Linked DNA regions of Homo sapiens: region 1 is linked to region 2. The links are chromatin contacts, found by Hi-C or POLR2A ChIA-PET in ENCODE. All regions are on one chromosome and are shown on one strand. Each heading gives the region's core, a stretch centred on a gene start or an enhancer-like site at or near the end of the contact. The rest is flanking DNA. Distances are from core to core; before and after follow the strand shown. Region 1 has its middle 59 kb from the start of LINC02580. Region 2 holds the start of LINC01819 (long intergenic non-protein coding RNA 1819).

Region 1 (3,413 bases), core at 233-2,732, 120 kb before region 2:
GGCTCCCCTCCCACTGCCCCTTGAGGGCCAAAGTCCCCAGGGGCCAGTCTGGAGGCTCCTTTTATGTGACTGTAAAGTAATCCAGGGCCTGGCAGGGTCGAGCCTGGGCGGGCACTGACGCGCAGGGCGGCATTGATGTGGTCAATGATTACCTTTTATGCCTGGCCATAAAGGCAACCGCCCAGCCCTCTGGACAATGCCCCCTCTAGACAATGCCTCGGGAGGGTGGGTGTACACACACACACACACACACACACACACACACACACACACAACTGCCAGGCAGGGACCTGTCCCAATTGAGGTCTCCAAAGACATCCTTGCAAGGCATCTCCATCTCCCTTGGAGTCCCTGAAGACTTGGCCCAGGAGCTAAGGGGTTTAGGTGGCCATAAGTGAGGCCAGTGAAGTGTAAAACACAAAAGAGTGACATCCAGGGGCCTGGATCCTGTTCCAGGTGTATCTATGCAGATGGGGAGGGGTCGCCACCCAGACTCAGGTACCACATCTCCAGGGAAGGAGGGTATTCTGGGACAGATCAAAGTCTACTCCCATTTTACCGGTGATGCAGCTGAGGTCTGTGCGTGCTGTGGCTTGCCCCGGGTACCAAGGATGGAGATGATGGCAGAGCTGGGAGTAGGACCCAGGTCTGCTCTGACAGTGACAAACCCTCTGGCCACTGCCCCCAAGGGGGTCCAAGTAGGAATATCAGGGGTCAGGAAGGGTTTGGGTCACTTCTCAGACAAGATATCTCTCCTGGGGCTCAGAGGGGAGCTGGTGAGAACCTGAGGTCGTGGCTCCAAGGCTGATGTGGGAAAAGACCTAGGGTGAGCCCCTCCAGCGGCCACAAAGGCCATGTGCAGGGCCCTGCCCTCATGGGGGCCCCTTACATAGCCCCACCTCATTCTGTCCCGATGCACAGATACTCCCACCACCTGGATGATGGCGGCTTTGCTATGCGGGTCAGGGCTGGGGCATAGATGGCCAGATTAATATTCTACCTCCTTGGTTGATAAGGCCCGTAACCTTTGTCCCGGCGAGCGAGGCTGGAGAAGCGGGGGCCATGGCCCTGGTAGGGAGGTCTCACTTTGTCAGGTTCCAGAGCCGGGGCATTGCTGCTGGGTGCTGAGGACAGGGCTCAGGAGACCTGGGTCCCCGGCCAGCTCACCCTGGGGCTGTGCATCGCTTTTCTCCCCAGCCAATGGGAGAAGGACTCTGTGCTGTCTTCCTGGTGAGGATGGTAAGGATCACACCAAGGACTCTGCAGGGAAGGTCCTGAATGGATCAGGCTGCTATCTTGAGGAAAGAGGGTTATTATTCACAGTAGTCATAAATGCCCTGTGAAATTGGAGTGGAGTTGCTTTGAGCTTTGGCCAGAATGCCCCAATCAACCTTTGGCTCTGATAAAGATAAGCAGGCTCAAGGTGATAACACATAAACCAGAAACTGTCAACAGGAGCTAATTAGGGCACTGGGTGCCGGGGTGAGCCACGCCCCCTACACCTGATGGAGGAGAAATCTCAGGTGGGGGAAGATGTGGGCTCATTGCCTGGACCTTAGCCTATTGCTTTTTTGTCACCTTCTGGCCACTTTTCCACCTCCAACCGCTACCTCCCACCCCTCTGCCTGCATTATATAACATAACATGAAACAAGATGGAATAAAACAGAATCCAATGTGATGGGTGCCATATAACACAGTGGAAAGAGTCCTGACTTGGGGCCAGGTGTGGTGGCTCATGCCTGTAATCCCAGCACTTTGGGAGGCGGAGGCAGGCGGATCACATGAGGTCAGGAGTTCGAGACCAGCCTGACCAACACGGTGAAACCAGGTGTCTACTAAAAATACAAAAATTAGCCAGGCGTGGTGGCGGGCACCTGTAGTCCCAGCTAATCGGGAGGCTGAGGCAGCAGAATCGCTTGAACCCGGGAGGCGGAGGTTACAGTGAGCCGAGGTCACGCTACTGCACTCCAGCCTGGGCGACAGAGCGAGACTCCGTCTCAAAAAAAAAAGTCCAGAATTGGGAGCCAAGGAACCCGAGTCCAGCCTGGTTCTGCATGCCCTTGAGCTGGTCATTTGTCCCTAAGCCGCAGTCTCCCTCTCTGTAAAATGGAGGCCAGAAGTGGGGCAGGTGTGCAGTCATCCCTTGCTGGGATCCCGTCTAGGTTTAAAGTCCATGCTCTTCTGCGACACAACACTGTAATCTGTGAAGTGCACAAAACATTGCCCTGGTGCCACCCAGTAACACAGGGGTGTGTGTGACACTCGGCAGAATCACAGATCCACCCCTCAGGGAGAGGGAGGTCATGTGGAGGCCCTGAGACATAGCTAGTTCCCAGGGGTCCTGGAATCCCTCTCCCTATCTGCAGCCTGCACTAGGGGCACTCAGGTCTATTTTTAACTCAGTGCCCAGTAAATAAATGTGGCGTTGAAGCTGGGGCCCAATGGTCCATTTCCCCTCCCTCATCAATATACATCTCCCCCGCCCTGCCCACCACACACACACACACACACACACACACACACACACACACAAGTTGAAGTGGCCGCCCATAGGTAACCCCCAGTGCTGAGCCAGGGCTCCTGGCGATGTGGTTCAGGCTGGGCCTCCTTCGAGCTGGGGGAGTTGCTGGAGGAACCAGCCCTGCTCCTGTCCTAGTTTTAGCCCAGATTCTGCTTCCCATCAGCAAAGTCCAAGTCACTTTTCCTGGGAACTGGCAGGAAGGGTGTAGACAGGGTTGGGCAGAGAGAGAAGTGGGTGTGAAAAGACAGGGAGGGGCCGGGAGCGGTGGCTTAACCATGTAACCCCAGCACTTTGGGAGGCTGAGGCGGGTGGATCACGAGGTCAGGAGATCGAGACCATCCTGGCTAACACGGTGTAACCCCGTCTGTACTAAAAATACAAAAATTTAGCTGGGCATGGTGGCACATGCCTGTAGTCCCAGCTACTCGGGAGGCTGAGGCAGGAGAATCACTTGAACCTGGGAGGCAGAGGTTGCAGTGAGCCAAGATTGTGCCACTGCACTGCAGTGTGGGCGACAGAGTGAGACTCCATCTCAAAAAAAGAAAAAAAAGGGAGGAAAGTGGCCAGGAGGTGGGTGAGTAGGAGGGAGGAGAAAAAGGAGGAGGGCCTGACCATTCTTCCTGCCGCCCACTTCTCTGGGCAGCAGGGTCACCTGCACCGAGGCTTGCCTGGTTCGGGGCTGGGCAGGCAAGGCTAGGCAGTGACTCAGCCCCAGGCCCAGCCACCCACTCTCACAGGCCCCAAAACTGAGGGAGGAGGGCACAAATCAGGACCTGGGGGCTGAGGTCTCAGCCTCAAACAGAAGTCACTACAACGGGCAGTGGCTCTAGGCTGGGAGCAGTTTCTCCTGCCTGGGGCGTAGTGGGGCGGTGAAGAGGAGAAGGCAGAGT
Region 2 (3,468 bases), core at 563-3,062:
GGAAGGTGGCAGGGAGGGGCTGGGCCCTGTGACTGTCACCTCCAGGTTGGAGGAGTGGGGAGGGAAAGGCAGGGCAGGGTGCGTTATCACACACACACTCACCCACATACACTCAAGCACACACCACAGAGTCCAAGGAAAACCTGTTTCTGTCCTAGCACTGAGCCAGGGATCCCACACAAAGATGGGTCCTGGCCAAGCGCAGTGGTTCACGCCTGTAATCCCAGCACTTTGGGAGGCCAAGGTGGGAGGACAACTTGAAGTCAGGAGTTTGAGACCAGCCTGGCCGACATGGTGAAACCTTGTCTCTACTAAAAATACAAAAATTAGCCAGGCATGGCAGTGCATGCCTGTAATCCCAGCTACTCAGGAGGCTGAGTCAAAAGAATCGCTTGAACCCAGGAGGCGGACGTTGCAGTAAGCCAAGATTGAGCCACTGCACTCCAGCCTGGGTGACAGAGTGAGACTCCGTCTCACAAAAAAAAAAAAAAAAAAAGAAAAGAAAAAGAGAAAGAATGGGTCCTGATGAAGTTCCTAGGAGGCTCCCTCCTGCTGACAGAGCACAGCAGGAGTGTCCCCCTGGGCGATGGGGCCCAGCTTTCCCATGTCATTCATGGGCATCTGTTGCATCATGATATCTGTTGCAGAATCATCCCATAGTGGCTTCCAAGCAGGGCGTTGCAGCTGAGACTGGCCCTGGTCTCAGCATCTTCGGAGAGGCCCCAGATTGATAAGTGTCTTGTTCTGAGTCATGGCTCAAAGTCCCCATGACAGACAGGAATCCCTATCAGCATGGTAGATTTCATAAACCCCAAATTAGGGCATGAGATCTGAAAAAGAATCTGGGGGATTTGTGATAACATGTGAGGGCATACAAATAAGGACTCTTACTTGCTCAAGACTAACAAACTGCATGTCTTGACAAGAGTAGCCAAGATGAAATCAAATGTAGACAGGAGGGTTCTGAACACACGTGGGGTCACTGGTGTGGCTTGGCCCGGGACTACCCCTCTCCCCCTCATCACCCAAATCCACCAGAGCCTTCTAGAGGAAGCATTCTCCCCACTGGTGGCGTGGTGGGGCCAGGGCCTCGACAGGGACTGTTGTAATCATCCAGGTGGGAAATGACAGAGAGGTGGTGAGAGGCGGGTGGGCTCTGGAAGAAGTTGGAATCCTGCTGACAAGATGCTCCAGTGGTTTGGACATGGGTCTGAAAAACTCCAGGACGGCTATCCAAGGTTTCGGCCTCAGTGAATGAAGGGATGGGGTTGCCACTGACTGAGGAAGAGAATGTATTCTATTGCATATTTAATTAATTACTTTGATGTGAAAAGTCCAAATAACAACTATGTCTGGAACTGAGCAGGGCATCCGTGGGACCACCGCCCACAGGCACCCAGGGCTTATGGCACCACCCACCCCCGTCGTGGGAGGCCCCAGAGACCCCGGCAGAGAAAGAGGGAGGCTCACCCTCTTGCTGTGGTGTGTGTGGGAGGGGCAGTGTGAAAAGGTCTGGCCCACCTGAGTCCCCTGGGCTGGTAGGAGAACTGGGGCCGGGCAGGGGGTGGTGTTGGAACAGGAGGGGTGGTGTGTGAGCCTCTGTGGGCAAAGACCCACCGTGGCCCACAGAGGCTCTTTCTCCTCAGACCCGGTGTGCTGTTACCAGAGCCTTCTAGAGGAAGTGTTCTCCGAGCTGAGGGCGGCTCTTTGATTCTCCAGGCCACAAACCCCCGCAGCCCGGCCTGGCCAGAGGCGTGCCTGTGCATCCCGGCAAGTGAGCGCCCAGGGACTCTCGGCCAGAGAGGCTGTGAGGGTGGCTTTGTGAGGATGGCTTTGTGTGGCTGCACATTGCCCTTGGCCAAGCCCCGCTGCCAGGAGAGGCAGCTCGGCTGCCAAACCTCCTGAACCCAAGTTACCTGAGCAAGCAGCCCTATCCCCTCGCCTGCTTCTCACTGCCTCGCCTGCCTTGGGCCTGCCCGACCCAGGGGGTCACATGCCTTGTTCCCCATCAGTGGAGACCAGGGACAAGAAGACAGTTCTGTGGGAAGAGCCAGGAGGACCATTTGGGAAAATACAGGTTCCAGGTGTGTCTCCAGACCTTGAGAGTTGGTGTCTCCTGGGAAGAGGCCCTGATGAGATCTGGGGAGATTCGGATCTGATGAGATTCAGGAAGCCCTGGCCTCTCCGTACTTGAGGAGACGGGACACACAGGACAAGCTGCAGGCTGGTGAGCAGGTATGTTCTGCTTCTTTGAGGACAAGAGAACCCTGGATCCTTGAGGGCTCTCAAGGGGCATTTACAGGGTCTGAGCCTAAATCGAGGCATCAGGTCCCAGAGAGGGCGAGGGTGCGTGTGCTCAGACAACCCGAGGTCCCGCAGAGGCCACCAGAGCCCCCAAGGGGGGTCGGAGAGAGTCCACTTCCCGCCAGAGGTGCGATGTGGCCACATCACTGGGCACCTAGTCCTTCTTTCTGCCAGCCTCAGCCATATGATGAGCAACCAACGCCTAAAGCTTCCTGAGCTGGAGGCGGGGAGGCAGGACTGGGGAGATTGGAGCTGGAGTGGAGTGGGCCTGAGCTGGGGACGGTGGGGTTCCTGTGACCCCGCAGGGTGAATGCCTGAGCTGGTTGCTCTGGATATGTGACCTGCTCCTCCCTTCTGTAAACTCTTCACCCTGATCTGGAGAAGGTGATCCCCAAGGGCTAGGACCCACCCACCCAGAAATACACTAAATAAGTAAATGTGCTCTGTTCAGATTTTATCTAATCAGGATTCCAGAGCACAAGACAAATGGCCTCACGTCCGGCTGGGAGGTGTAATTCATTCTCCTGGGTGAGTCCAAAGCCTGGGGCAGAGTGGGGAGAGGAGGGGCGGGGTGATTTAGTGTAGTGGAACGTGCACTAAGGGTCTGGGAGGCCCTGAAGCTTGGAGTGCAGGGCCCAGCGCCAAGACCTCCAGAACAACCCAGCCTTCCTCGGGATCTGCCCAGGGATGGAAACGAACCCTAGTGTCCTTTCTTTCAGGGAGTCTATTTCTGGGACTTATTCCAGGGAATATACATAGGTGGTCATTCAAAGATTTAGCCACAAAGTTGTCCTTCACTGTGACTTCTAAGCCTGAAAAACCGGAAGCAACCTAAATGTCCAAAAATGGGGCATGGGTTAAATACATTGTGAAACATCCAGAAAACAAAACACAATTGAGCCTTTAAAAATGATGTAGAAGAGCATCTAATGACATAGAAATAAGCAGATAGCATAACGAACAGAATAATACAAAGCTGAGATGTATATAAAATAATCTGATTTTTAAATCATTGATTGGGCTGGGCGCAGTGGCTCATGCCTGTAATCCCAGTACTTTCGGAGGCCGAGGCAGGCAGATCACCTGAGGTAGGGAATTCGAGACCAGCCTGACCAATATGGAGAAACCTCATCTCTACTGAAAAATACAAAATTAGCCAGGCGT

Evidence for each region. Hi-C counts contacts between places; a loop is a spot of excess contacts on that map. ChIA-PET counts read pairs that join two places held with the same protein, here RNA polymerase II (POLR2A). Pooled maps may share reads with other maps.
Region 1: a map of Caco-2 shows a loop between it and region 2 (10-fold over the local background). The contact joins the enhancer-like site here to the promoter of LINC01819 in region 2. A Hi-C loop is called at or near these places in 4 of 168 maps with a recorded cell type or tissue (Caco-2, aorta, endothelial cell of umbilical vein and 1 more), 1 of 37 single-sample maps with no recorded cell type and 9 of 50 pooled maps. POLR2A ChIA-PET finds 5 or more read pairs at or near these places in 3 of 52 experiments (H1, WTC11 and activated naive CD4-positive, alpha-beta T cell).

Annotation. Positions count from the first base shown.
Region 1 is chr2:43,159,783-43,163,195 of GRCh38, reverse strand. No RefSeq gene overlaps it. Among named protein-coding and RNA genes, the nearest start is that of LINC02580, 59 kb to the right of the region's middle. Within about 2 kb of position 1,482, at least 8 of the 41 ENCODE cell types and tissues checked have a DNase peak (open chromatin) inside an H3K27ac peak, as active enhancers do.
Region 2 is chr2:43,037,887-43,041,354 of GRCh38, reverse strand. LINC01819 (long intergenic non-protein coding RNA 1819) reads left to right here and starts at 1,812. Exons shown (of 6, transcript NR_110585.1): 1 at 1,812-2,235. RefSeq lists an enhancer at 1-352.